3 separate regions of the Homo sapiens genome follow, and regions 1 and 2 are each linked to region 3. The links are chromatin contacts, found by Hi-C or POLR2A ChIA-PET in ENCODE. All regions are on one chromosome and are shown on one strand. The core of a region is the stretch at or near the end of the contact, and the rest is flanking DNA. Distances in the headings are between cores, read along the strand shown.

What was found. A loop is a pair of places that touch in the nucleus more often than their neighbours do. ChIA-PET counts read pairs that join two places held with the same protein, here RNA polymerase II (POLR2A). Pooled maps may share reads with other maps.
Region 1: a pooled map shows a loop between it and region 3 (2.6-fold over the local background). The contact joins the promoter of FIBCD1-AS1 here to the enhancer-like site in region 3. A Hi-C loop is called at or near these places in 7 of 168 maps with a recorded cell type or tissue (GM13977, adrenal gland, gastrocnemius medialis and 3 more), 2 of 37 single-sample maps with no recorded cell type and 10 of 50 pooled maps. POLR2A ChIA-PET finds 5 or more read pairs at or near these places in 5 of 52 experiments (A673, PC-9, WTC11 and 1 more).
Region 2: a loop to region 3 is called in a pooled map, with 14 times the contacts of the local background. The contact joins two enhancer-like sites. A Hi-C loop is called at or near these places in 4 of 168 maps with a recorded cell type or tissue (endothelial cell of umbilical vein, head of caudate nucleus, ovary and 1 more), 2 of 37 single-sample maps with no recorded cell type and 6 of 50 pooled maps. POLR2A ChIA-PET finds 5 or more read pairs at or near these places in 6 of 52 experiments (HEK293, MCF 10A, RWPE1 and 3 more).

Annotation. Positions count from the first base shown.
Region 1 is chr9:130,939,096-130,943,184 of GRCh38, forward strand. FIBCD1-AS1 (FIBCD1 antisense RNA 1) reads left to right here and starts at 1,251. Exons shown (of 3, transcript XR_930398.3): 1 at 1,251-1,347. FIBCD1 (fibrinogen C domain containing 1) reads right to left here and starts at 152. Exons shown (of 7, transcript NM_032843.5): 1 at 1-152. RefSeq lists enhancers at 1-784, 2,230-2,449 and silencers at 29-238, 2,007-2,301.
Region 2 is chr9:131,041,567-131,046,195 of GRCh38, forward strand. It overlaps LAMC3 (laminin subunit gamma 3), which reads left to right. Exons shown (of 28, transcript NM_006059.4): 7 at 71-169; 8 at 3,958-4,094. Among named protein-coding and RNA genes, the nearest start is that of LAMC3, 35 kb to the left of the region's middle. Within about 2 kb of position 1,630, at least 5 of the 41 ENCODE cell types and tissues checked have a DNase peak (open chromatin) inside an H3K27ac peak, as active enhancers do.
Region 3 is chr9:130,679,014-130,683,480 of GRCh38, forward strand. It overlaps PRDM12 (PR/SET domain 12), which reads left to right. Exons shown (of 5, transcript NM_021619.3): 5 at 2,235-3,970. The coding sequence ends at 2,656. Among named protein-coding and RNA genes, the nearest start is that of EXOSC2, 13 kb to the right of the region's middle. RefSeq lists silencers at 2,180-2,279, 2,760-2,999 and enhancers at 2,429-3,104, 3,150-3,319. Within about 2 kb of position 2,323, at least 5 of the 41 ENCODE cell types and tissues checked have a DNase peak (open chromatin) inside an H3K27ac peak, as active enhancers do; they include adrenal gland and right lobe of liver, where a contact is called at or near this core.

The DNA.
Region 1 (4,089 bases), core at 1-2,500, 260 kb after region 3:
GCGGCCGGCCGGAGGGCAGCAAACAGCCGCGGGCGGCCCGGCTCCTGCTGGCTCCCGGAGGGGCCTGAGAGCCCCCCGGCGGCGCCTCTGCACAAACTTCCTCCCGGACCGGACTCACACAAGTCACCATGCGCGGGGCGGGCCCCGAGGGCGCCCCCGCCGGCCGGTTCGGCGTCTCCGGGGAGTGGCGCGGCGCTCCTTCCGGCTCCCTCCCGGCTCAGGACGCAGGGCTCGCCCCAAGACCCAGGCTGCGCCGGGGGCAGTTTCGGTGGGGTGCGCCCCCTGCGGGCCCCCGAGGTCTGGGTCCAGGTCCCGGGGCAAGTGCGCCCAGCTGTGGGGTCTCCAGCCCCCGGGGACCTCCCTGCGCCGGACCCCGACGCGTGAGCCTGGCCGGTGGGCGTCCCAGTCCGCGTCCGCAGACCCGTGCCCTCGCGCCCGCGGTCGGAAAGCCCACACGACGCCCCCTTGCCCGGGCGGCCCGTGGGCGAAATGGGGGTCCCCACCACTGCCACAGCCGCCGGCGCTGTGGTCGCGAGTACCAGCCGCTCCGCGCTCGGCCGCGCTCCCGGCCGATCGCCCGCGCTCCCCGGCGCGCCCCGCGTGGTCCCAGCCCCCGCCTTCTCCTCCGCCGGGAGGGGATTTGTGCCAGGAGGGGGCTTCTTAGTTGCCCCTTCCCACCAGCAGCACTTTTAAAAGCATTTAATCCGCCCGGAGCGGCCTTCGGAGGTAATTGACAAAGTCCTTAATCTGCGCGGCGAACGAGCTGCTATTGTGGCTTCTGACCGGGAGGCGCCCACACTGCCCGACGCCGCGCTCCCCTCCCGCCGCCCCGCCGAGCCCGCCGGCCGCCCCTCCTCCGCCCCTTTCTGCGTCCCCATCTTTTTCTGCTCCCCCAGCTCCAGACAGACCCCCGTTCCCCGCCCCCGCTTCTCCCCAAAGCTGTTTTCCGGCTCCCGGGGCGCCTTGGCCGCCGCGCTGTTCCCTGGCACCGTCTCCGTCTCTCCCCCACTGGCTGCCAGTCTGTCGCCCCATCTTCGTCCCTCTCCCGATCCCTCTACGCGTCCGGCACTGGCGGGGCAGACTGGTTGGGGGTGGGGGCCGCGTCCAGCCTGGGCTGGGGCACTCCCTGGACCCCGGAGCGGGGGACCCTGTGGCCCGGTGCCATCCGAGGAGACTGCCACCCGCCAGGCGCTGGGTTCACAAACCACCGGCTGTTTGTCCCCAGCCGCCTTTTCCTTCCAGGACAACCGCTGGCCTCACCTACGGCCCGATCCCGGCTTCCCGGACTGAGGCTGCCCGGGAGTTGGAGAGGATCCCACAGCAATGGCTGGGAGTCAGGAGACCCAGGTTCCAATTCTGGCCTCTGGCCCTTTCTGGCCCCTCGGCCTTTCCTATGAATTAAGAGGGTCAGCAGGTGATCTAGAGGGCCCTCAGACTTGGGAAGAAGGATGTGGTGGAGGGCACAGGGCCCTGGCTGTGTGGCTGAGGGCAAGCAACATACCTCTCCGAGCCTCAGTTTCCCCATGTAAGCCAAAGGGTTGACTGCACACGCTTCAGAAGGGCTCTGCCACAGTGCATCACAGCACCTGAGCAGGGCAAGGCTCAGATGTTCCTGCTGTGACCTTGGGCAGATTCCACGTCATCCCCAAGCCTCAGTTTCCTCGTAAACAAGGACTTGCCTATTGGTGGGGAGTGGCGAGGTTTGCAGGCCCTTGTGCAGTTACAGGCACAAAGCGGGCAGGTGGCGGAAATGCAAGGCTCTGACTCCACAGTTTGGCGAGAGGATGTAAACTCCAGACGCATTTGTGCACAGATGAAAGATCACCCTGGGGGGTGGAGCGGGGGTGGGGGGCTGAACTGAGAACCCACGGGAGGGGTGCTAAGGACCAACGGAGGAGGTCTTGGAGATGTGCTCAGAGTAGTCAGGGAGGCATCCTGGGATGGAGGGGTGTGAGCCCGCCCCCAAGGCCCATGAAGGCAGCATCCAGAAGTCTGGGTGCTGAAGGAAAGGCATTTCCAATGGCGGGGCCGCAGAAGGGAAGGCGGAGCTAGGGGAGTGACCCGGGCGTACCTGGGCAGGTGCAAACCGGAGGACCGGAGGACGCTCTGGAGGATCGCCTCCCGGGCCTGCAGAAGCGCGGTTGGACAGGTGAGCGGGGGCCACCTAGCGGCTCCTGCTGGGAGTGTTGGAGGAGGTTGGAGGTTGAATCATCTCACCTGCTCAGCCACAGGTTCAGCCTGCGGGAGTGCCTTACGTGTGTGTCTTCGGGAGCGGGCCTCACTCTGTCACCCCCTCTGTGCTGACGCCTCTGCTCAACACCCCAGGAGAAGGGTCAGCCGTGATGCAGGACTGGCATGAGCCTGCAGGCGTCTGCTCAGCGCTTTACACACTGCACTCAGCAGACACACTTAGGACATCGTTCTGGAAGAAGGGAGGGCCGCCCCCATTCACTGGAGCCTCCGAATTGGTGGAGAGGAATAAAATGGAAGTGGATCCCAGAAGCCAGTGCTGACCCACAGCCAAGATCTGTGCGAGAGAAAGGGCAGCCGACCCCACAGAGCAGACAGGCCCTCCACCCTCGGATTTCCCTTTGACAAGGCTGATGACCACAGAGCACTGGGGGCGAGCTGGGCTGTGCTCAGCAGGTGGGACAGGACAGAATCAGGGCTTTCCAGCCAGCCCAAGACTGAGCATTCCTTGTCAGGGACGAGCCAGCACCTCAGGGTGCCAGAACACAGGACCGGGAGGCTGCATGGTATTAGACTCGAGGTTGCCTGGTAACTTGTTCACTCTCTGCGCATCCCCTCACCTTCCTCTTTCTGGCTCACCAATTCTGCCTGTTCCTACTTTGCCTTTCCAAGGCCACCTGGATATGATGGCCCCACCAATGGGCAACTCCTATCTAGGACTGAACCAGGCATATCAATCATAAGTGGCAGATGGCCAAAGACAGCTGTCCTTGGTCAGGTACCAACCCATCAGACCTTGGTCAGGTCCAATGTGGGGGCATGGCTGCTGGGGCCCTAATGCAGGACCCCTCCCTTAGCAGGGAGTGGGTGCAGGGCAGGCAGTACGGCGACATGGGAGGGGTGGAAAAATAGTCCATGGGGAGACAAGGAAGAGCAGCAAGGGACATAGGGGGACAACATTCAGGGTGCCAGCCGTGACCAACAGCCACCTGTTGGAAGCACCCTCACGCTCAGCGCTGTGCTGGGCACCTCATATCCTCCCAGCCCCCTAATAAGTGAATACTATTGTCCCCACTTTGTGGATGAGGAAACTGATTCAGAAAGGTAAATTACATGACCTGGGTAATTGTGTAATTAATAAGATGATACGATCAATATGGGGCCAGGCACAGTGGCTCACACCTGTAACTCCAGCACTTTGGGAGACCGAGGCAGGTAGATCATCTGAGATCAGGAGTTCGAGACCAGCTTGGCCAACATGGTGATACCCCATCCCTACTAAAAATACAAAATTAGCAGGTGTGGTGGTGCACTCCTGTAATCCCAGCTACTCCGGAGGCTGAGGCAGGAGAATCACTTAGAACCTGGGAGGCAGATGTTGCAGTGAGCCGAGATCGTGCCACTGCACTCCAGCCTTGGCGACAGAGTGAGACTGTCTCAAAAAAAAAAAATCAATATGGAATTACCATTTACCAAACATTTCCATGTGCTGGATACAGCAATACCATTAACAATACCATCTTATTTCAAGTAATCCTCACCCAAGACCTGTAAGTGTTATTAATAGCCTCATTTTCTAGATGAGGCAACAGAAGCTCAGAGAGGTTAAGTAACTCAATCAAGACCACACAGCCATTGGTGGGGCAGAATTTTTTTTTTTTTTTAACACGGAGTCTCGATCTGTCGCCAGGCTGGAGTGCAGTGACGCAATCTCGGCTCACTGGCTCTCTGCAACCTCTCGGGTTCAAGCGATTCTCCTGCCTCAGCCGCCCAAGTAGCTAGGACTACAGGCACACGCCACTACGCCCAGCTAATTTTTGTATTTTTAGTAGAGACAGGGTTTCACCATGTTGGCCAGGATGGTCTCGATCTCTTGACCTCATGAATTGCCCACCTCAG
Region 2 (4,629 bases), core at 380-2,879, 360 kb after region 3:
CCTAGGATGGGCTGTTGCCATTCTGAATTTGCTCATTGCACATTTTCCTCTTGTCCTGTCTCATTGGCAGACCCTGCACTTGCAATCCCGCTGGCAGCCTGGACACCTGTGACCCCCGCAGTGGGCGCTGCCCCTGCAAAGAGAATGTGGAAGGCAACCTATGTGACAGGTTTGTGAGCTAATCCAGCAGTAAGCTTGCTGGAAGTGACCTGGGGGCTCACTGATGAGGCACCAAAGCTGTGGAGTGCGGGGAGGAGCAAGGGGCACGGTCTTCATGGACTTGGGTGACCTTGTCACCCTGTGCCCTTCCTGGGGCACCATGTATCTGTCATACAGGAAGTTACTCAAAAGCTTTATGGCACTGTTTGTGCTTTGATTCAACACCACTGATCATTCATAAGCTGAGAAAATACATGTCTTAGCTTAGAATCCTGAAAAGAAAGAACTGGAATGATAGGAGAGACCATCTAATCCAGGGATAGTAAATAGATGGTGCTCGTACTACCACCTGCTGTGGCAGACATCGCTAATGGAGCACTATCACAGGCCTCCCGTTTCACACTCACTGCAGACATAGCTAATGGAGCACTATCACAGGCCTCCCGTTTCACACCCACAGCAGACATCACTCATGGAGTATTATCAACGCTCCCCTTTCACACCCATGACAGACACCACTAACGGAGCACTATCACAACCCTTTCACACCCACGGCAGACCTATCACAGCCCTCCCTTTTCACACTCAATAGACATTACTCATGCAGCACTGTCAATACACCCCTTTCACACCCACAGCAGACATCACTAATGGTATACCCATGGTACACATCACTAAGGGAGCACTATCACAGTCTTCCCCTTTCTTACCCACAGCAGATATCACTAATGGAGCACTATCACAACCCTCCCTTTTCACACTCACGGCCAACATCACTCATGGAGCATTGTCAATGCACCCCTTTCACACCCACAGCAGACATCACTAATGGTATAACCATGGCAAACATCACTAATGGAGAACTATCACAGCCTCCCCCTTTCATACCCACAGCAGGCATCACTAATGGAGCACTATCAACCCTTGCCTTTCACAGCCATGGCAGACATCACTAATGGTGCCATATCAAACTTTCCCTTTCATAGCCATGGCAGGCATCACTAATGAAGCACTACTACAACCCTTCTTTTTCACACCCATAGCAGACATCATTCATGGAGCACTGTCAACACACCCCTTTCACACCCACAACAGACATCACTAATGGCATACCCATGGCAGACATCACTAAGGGAGCACTATCACAACCCTCCCCTTTCATACCCACAGCAGACATCACTAATGGAGCACCATCAACTCTCCCCTTTCACACCATGGCAGACATCACTGATGGCATACCCATGGCAGACATCACTAAGGCAACACTATCACAACCCTCCCCTTTCACACCCACAACAGACATCACTAATGGGGCACAGCAGTCTTGGCCATGAGCCCTACTATAACCTCAGGATCCTTCTTAACACCCTGCTTCAGGAAGCCCCTACCCACTGAGCTGGATTTTGAGCCTGTTTGCCATCTTTGCAGTCTGATCATGGTACAAATGGGGCATCTGAAGCTCTGCAAGTCAAAGGGGCTCTCCCAAGGCCAGGAAGTACATAAACTTCCTCTTTCAAGTGTTCAAGAGGCCTCCAAGCTCCAGCAGTGCGGCCAGCAGACAAACATGGGTTTAGCTCCTTGGGTACACACTATCTCTTCTTCCTGGCTTTGTGTCTGACATTCACCAGAGCTGCTTGGAGAAGTGGCAGATTCTGGGGCTGGGGCTGGAAAAAGACAAGATAAGCCCAAGGCGTCTTACAGTGCCAGGAAGCAAGGAAATGCTGAAAAACAGAGACAGACACAAACAAAACAGCCCAAACCAGAACGTGGGCCCATGTCAAAAGGACACAGGAGCCGACGTGAAAGAGCTCTCAGGGCTGAAACAATTTGAGCAACAAAATAAACGATAGTATTGGATTATAACCCAGAGAATAAAGTCAAATCCACGAATCCATACTGATGTAAATAGATGATTGAATACATAAATAGATGGGCATGAAGAGACAAACCTTCCTTGCAGAAGAATTCCAAGTAATGAATGTAGAAATGAAGGAACTGGAAAACCACTGTTCAGACCTCACAGTGGTAATTGCTACAGGCAAGAGCTGCCGATGAATGCTGACATTGGTGGGCAGAACTTTAAGGAAAGAGAGGATATTTGCATAACCTCAAAATATCTATTAATTACTGGGGTGGCTTTAACATCTGTCCGTGGGTTCTTTGATACTCTTCCTCTAGGAGGTCGAGCTTAATCCCCCTCTTTTTGAGACTGGGCTGCATTTAGTGACTTGCTGCTTTTTTTTTTTTTTTTGAGACGGAGTTTCGCTCTTTTGCTCAGGCTGGAGTGAAGTGGTATGATCTCGGCTCACTGCAACCTCTGTCTCCCGGGTTCAAGCGATTCTCCTGCCTCAGCCTCCTAAGTAGCTAGGATTATAGGCACCCACCACCACGCCTGGCTAATTTTTGTATTTTTAGTAGAGATGGGGTTTCACCATGTTGGTCAGGCTGATCTCGAACTGACCTCAGGTGATCCACCCACCTCGGCCTCCCAAAGTGCGTGAGCCGGCCAGGCGCGGTGGCTCATGCCTGTAATCCCAGCACTTTGGGAGGCCGAGGTGGATGGATCACGAGGTCAGGAGTTCAAGACCAGCCTGGCCAACATAGTGAAACCCTGTCTCTACTAAAAATACAAAAATTAGCCGGGCATGGTGGCGCACACCTGTAGTCCCAGCTACTTGGGAGGCTGAGGCAGGACAATTGTTTGAACCCGGGAGACAGAGGTTACAGTGAGCTGAAATCGTGCCACTGCACTCCAGCTTGGGCAACAGAGCGAGACTTCGTCTCAAAAAAAAATTTAAAGTGCTTGAGCCACCGCGTCCGGCCTATTCAGTGACTTGCTTCTAATGACTGGACCGTGGTGATTGCACAGTGGAGAGACTGGTAGACAGCACAGGTGATGAAAGTCAGCATCGCTTGGATGTCATGTGGGTTTCCTGTGCCCCCATGTGATATGACGAGAAGGGTACTTCACCTCTGTGTATTTCTTTCCCAAGCCTATAACTCTGGTCTAATCATGAGAAACATCAGACATTCTAAAAATACCTGATCAGTGCTTTTCAAAAAGTGTCAAGATAGTGGCAGACAAGGAAAGACTGAGAAGCGGTGATAGGTTGGAGGAGAACAAGGATACCACTAAATGCAACACCGTGTCCTGGATGGGATCCTGCAGCAGAAACCAGACATTAGAGGAAAAAGTGGAGAAATCCTATTAAAGTCGCTGGGCGCGGTGGCTCAAGCCTGAAATCCCAGTACTTTGGGAGGCTGAGGCGGGCGGATCCCCTGAGGTCAGGAGTTCGAGGTCAACCTGCCAACATGGTGAAATCCCGTTTCTACTAAAAATACAAAAATTAGCCGGGTGTGGTGGCAGGCGCCTGCAATCCCAGCTACCCGGGAGGCTGAGGCAGGAGAATCACTTGAACCCGGGAGGCGGAGGCTGCAGTGAGCCAAGATTGCACCATTGCACTCCAGCCTGGGCCACAGAACAAGACTCTGTCTCAAAAAAAAAAAAAAACAACAACAACAAAAAAACAAAACCTAATAAAGTCTGGAGTTTAGTTAACTTAGTTTTGACAAATGTACTGTGGTAATGTCAGATGTCAGCATCAGGGGAGGCTGTCTGAAGCAGGTATGGGAACAATCTGTAATGTTCTTACTACTCTTCTAGAATTCTGAAAAAAAATTGTTTTTAAGTTTCTGCAGTGATTCTAGACTCTCATTGGTCCAGCTGGGATACCCTGGCCCCGCCCCTTCCTGGCTGATTCACGTGGCCCTCGTGGGCATGTCCTGCCTCCATTTCAGATGTCGCCCGGGGACCTTTAACCTGCAGCCCCACAATCCAGCTGGCTGCAGCAGCTGTTTCTGCTATGGCCACTCCAAGGTGTGCGCGTCCACTGCCCAGTTCCAGGTGCATCACATCCTCAGCGATTTCCACCAGGGTAAGAGATGCTCCCTGCAAACGCCTCCCAAGGGTCTGCTCCCAGCCTAGGCAGGTGATCCTGCCCTGGGGAGATCTTGCATTAGTGGATCTCCCATTGTGGAGAGGAGCCACAGGCCTGCACAGCCTAGGTGGGGTCGGGGGTGAGATGATGGCTCCCCAGTGCCCACCTGCGACCCCCAGCTCCCTCCCCAGTCCCTGACTCTTCTCTTTATACCCGTGGTGGGGTTGGGGGCCGGGTACGTGACGCTTTTTGGATCCTGTAGGGGAATTTCCCACTCACCCCGTTGAGACTGGCCTCCCTTGGTGTGTCTAAACACTGGGGATTCAGGCTCAGTCTCCTGGCCTCCACTTATTGAGCACCTGCTGTTTGCCAGGCACTGTGCTGAGCACCTAACATGCAAGGATTCTCATTCCCCTTTCAATGATGAAGTAACTGAGACCTACAAAAGGTAGGCCACTTGCCTGAGGCCACATAACAGTTGTGAGCACTGCATTTGTCAGCTCCTGAGTTTTGCTCCTTTTTTTTTTTTTTT
Region 3 (4,467 bases), core at 1,073-3,572:
ACCTGTAAAGGGAAGGTCCTAGGCAAGATAATCTCTAAGTTCCCTTCTGGTTCTGACAACCTGTATATTTCCTTGCCCTGTCGATGATGTCTGGTGCAGGGCCTGGCACAGAGTAGATGCTCCGTATAAGCCTGTTGAAGGAAGGCAGGACAGACTGTGCCTGTGTGTGTGTCAGGGGGACACTGCCCATCACAGCAGAGACCATTTGCTCGACAACTATTTCTTGCCAAGAATTGGGCTAAACCTTTGGCAGATATCATCCCACTGGGTATTCATAAAACCTCTGTGTATTTTTTTTCTTTTTCTTTCTTTCTTCCTTTTTTTTTTTTTTTTTTTTGAGACTGAGTTTCACTCTGTCACCCAGGCTGGAACGCAGTGGCGTGATCTTGGCTCATTGCAACCTCTGCCTCCCAGGTTCAAGCAATTCTTCTGCCTCAGCCTCCCGAGTAGTTGGGATTACAGGCGTGTGCCACCATGCCCAGCTAATCTTTGCATTTGTAGTAGAGATGGGGTTTTGTTATGTTGGCCAAGCTAGTCTCAAACTCCTGACCTCAAGCGATCTGCCCACTTTGGCCTCCCAAAGTGCTGAGATTACAGGCGTAAGCCACGGCACCTGGCCTGTGAAATTTGGTTATCCATATTTTTATTTTATTTAACTTATTTTTGAGACAGAGTCTCTCTCTGTCACCCAGGCTGGAGTGCAGTGGCACTATCTTGGTTCACTACAGCCTCAACCACCTGGGCTCAAGCTATCCTCCCATCTCAGCCTCCCAGGTAGCTGGGACCACAGTCGTGCACCACCACACCTGGCTAATTTTTTAAATTTATTGTAGAGATGGGGTCTCGCCATGTTGCCCAGCTGGTCTGGAACTCCTGGGCTCAAATGATCCTCCTGCCTCTGCCTCCCAAAGTGCTGGGATTACAGGCATGAGGCACCGTGGTCAGCGGTCCTTATTTTTGGAGGATGAACCTGAGCTGGTGAGCTACTGTTTATTAAGTCCTTGCTCTGCAGCTGATGTTTTACAAACATTAATTTCTCTAGGCCGGGCATGGTGGCTTATGCCTATAATCCCAGTACTTTGGGAAGCAGAGACAGGAGGATCACTCGAGCCCAGGAGTTCCAGACCAGCCTGGTCAACATGGCAAGACCCCATCTCTACAAAAAATTTAAAAGTTAGCCAGGTGTGCTGGCACGAGCCTGTGGTCCTAGCTGCCTGGGAGGCTGAGGTGGGAGGATCGCTTGAACCCGGGAGGTCGAGGCTACAGTGAGCTGAGATGGCACCACTGCACTCCAGCCTGTGTGACAGAGCCAGACCCTGTTTCAAAAAAATAAATAAAATCTTTTTGGCCGGGCGCTGTGGCTGTAATCCCAGCACTTTGGGAGGCCGAGGTGGGTGGATCTCGAGGTCAAGAGATCGAGACCATCCTGGCCAACATGGTGAAACCCCGTCTGTACTAAAAATAGAAAAATTAGCTGGGCGTGGTGGTGCACACCTGTATTCCCAGGGAAGCTGAGGCAGGAGAACCACTTGAACCCAGGAGGCGAAGGCTGCAGTGAGCCGAGATCGCGCCACTGCACTCCAGCCTGGAGACAGAGGGAGACTCCGTCTAAAAAAAAAAAATATATATATATATATATATATATATTTTTTTTTTTTTTAACTGATCCTTACCATGTTAGTATTATCTCCATTTCAGGAAGGAGAAAACCGAGGCGCAGTTCCATGGTACAGAGTAGGCATTCAGTAAATGTTTGTGGGATGAGTTAATGAAAGGTTTGGGGGCAGGGGTCATCACAGTTGCTCCCCTTTACAGAAGGCTGCTCCAATCCAGGCACCTCTCAGGCACTGGCTAAGGCAGGTCGGGTGCTTAGCGCAGAGACCTTTCATAGACGTCTTTTCTCATCCTCTCGGGCAATCGTACGCCCGAAAAGGCAGTGCTAGCTTTCCATTTTACAGATGAGAAAGCTGAGGTTTAGCTAGGCTGAGTCGCTAAGTCCCCGAGGTCTCGCATCGCGATCGGGAGTCCAACTCCCTATTGGACCCCCCAGCCGGGGTACCCTTCGCTGTCCCTCCAGTCCGTCTGCCACCGTCCAAGCAGCACCCACCCTCAAGGACGGACCGGCCCCGGGCTGGGGGCGCTGAGGGCCCGGGCTGCGGGGCGCCGGTTCTAACGGGGCTGCTCTCTCCCCTTCTCCGTCTCCCTTCCCCCGCCCCGCCCCGCCCCGCGGCCAGAGGACTTCCACCCGGCGGACTCGGCGGCTGGCCCCGCGGGCCGCATGCGATGCGTCATCTGCCACCGCGGCTTCAACTCGCGCAGCAACCTGCGCTCGCACATGCGCATCCACACGCTGGACAAGCCCTTCGTGTGCCGCTTCTGCAACCGCCGCTTCAGCCAGTCGTCCACGCTGCGCAACCACGTGCGCCTGCACACGGGCGAGCGCCCCTACAAGTGCCAGGTGTGCCAGAGCGCCTACTCGCAGCTGGCCGGCCTGCGCGCCCACCAGAAGAGCGCGCGGCACCGGCCGCCCAGCACCGCGCTGCAGGCACACTCGCCCGCGCTGCCCGCCCCGCACGCGCACGCGCCCGCGCTCGCCGCCGCCGCCGCCGCCGCCGCCGCCGCCGCCGCGCACCACCTGCCGGCCATGGTGCTGTGAGCGCGCCCGCGCCCCCGCCGGGCCCCGCGCGCTCCTGGGTCCCCGGCACCCCGGCCCCGCAGCGCGACTCGCCCTCCAGCCCCAACCCCCGGCCCGGCGCCGCCGCGGAGCCCCGCGCGCTGGGGTTGCGCCCCGGAGGCGGATCTCAGGCACCCCCGCCTTGGCCCGTGTCGCAGATGAGGACACTGAGGGCGGCGTCCCTCACCCAGGCCACGCAGCTGGTGCGGCTGTTCGGCCGCCTCCTCTGGGAGGGGGTCCCCCTGCCTGGCCTCGCCCCCGAGTCTCCCTGCTGCTGTAGAGCCGGGCGCCCAGGCCGGCATCCCCCTCGTGGGTGGCAGGAGAGCGGACTTAGAGCCCCCGAGGGCCCCTCAGCAGAGGAAGGGGAGTCCCCTCCTCCGCCACCGAGAGTCCTGTGCTTCGGAATGAAGGGAGGGCGACCTCCTTGTCCGGGTGTGGTCGGGCGCGGGGGTTGTGGGGGCGCCATCTCCTCTTCCGGCCCCTGGGACTGGTGTCCTGAAGTGTCGGGAGTCCTTACGCAACCTTGACATGTGCGGGCTACTGGGGTCCATCGGCAGCGGGAAGAGACCCGGAGAGATGCATCTTCTGGGCCCTTCTCTCCTTTAGGCCAGCTTACCCCCAAACCTGGCTCCTGGGGACGGATGAGGAAGGAGCTCTTTGCAGTGCACCAGGCACGTTGAGAGTGGAGGCACAATGGAAATCCTCTGTGGGACCCCGAGCAAGACCCTGCACCTCTTTGGGCCTCAGTTTCCCCATCTGTAAAATGAAGGAGTTGGACCAATGCCCCCTCCCCTTCAGCTGTGACATCGTGCCTGGGAAGGCGAAATATACCCCCAGCCCCTTCCAACACACACACTCCAGCGAGAGGAGGGCAAGACTGGAACCGCTGCCCGAGAGGTTAAGGTGGCTTCTGTGGCCACGAAGCGCTTCCGAGCTGTGCCCAGTCCCGGGAATTCCGCCCAGTCTGCCCACACTTCCCTCGGTCCCTGCCCGTTTCCTCAAATTCGGGCCGTGCGCGCCCTCTGGTGTCGCCTCTCACACTTTGCAGTCATTTACCAGGATTCCCGTAGGGCGTTTTGTAAAATAAACTATAATATTAATGAAAAGTATAAAATGTATAGAGTTTTCAAGAAACTGCGTTCTACTTCCAGAAGATGGTCACTTTAACCTTGTAAATATTTATCTAAAATGATATTTACAAAACTGTAATATATTATTATTTGATTGTATATGTACAACTGTAAATACATTTGTACCTCTCTTGTATTCTAAAATAAAAATTACTTGGAACATTTATCATTTAGCATCTGAATGGGTGGACACTTTTATCTGTAGGAAGGAAATATAGAAAGTGTCTAGAAGCTGGAAAGGGGCGGGTAAGCGTTGTTCCACTTACTGGTGTGTACAGGAAAATTCTCTCTGTCACAACTGGGATGTCAGAGCTCAGTGAGATGGGCCACAGTGCAAAGCAACCGGAAATCTTGAAAGGGGCCAGGCAGATTTCTCCCGGTTTCCAGCTGGCTCAAACATCAGTGCCTTATTTTGTAACTTCTCCCAAATATTTACTTTTTTTTTTTTTTTTCATTTTAATGGCCAACTCAAAGGAGTTCAAGCAGCCAGTGGGAATGGGCCAAAATGGCCACCAAGTGCCCTCCCAATGCCTAGACTCTCCAAATGTTCTGGGCACCCATTTCCAGACCCTCTTGAAGAAGACCAGGGAGCAGGAAGACCTCTAGTTAAAGCCAGAGGGCTTCATGGTTCCTATAGGGCCAGTCTCACCTCTCCTCTCCAGG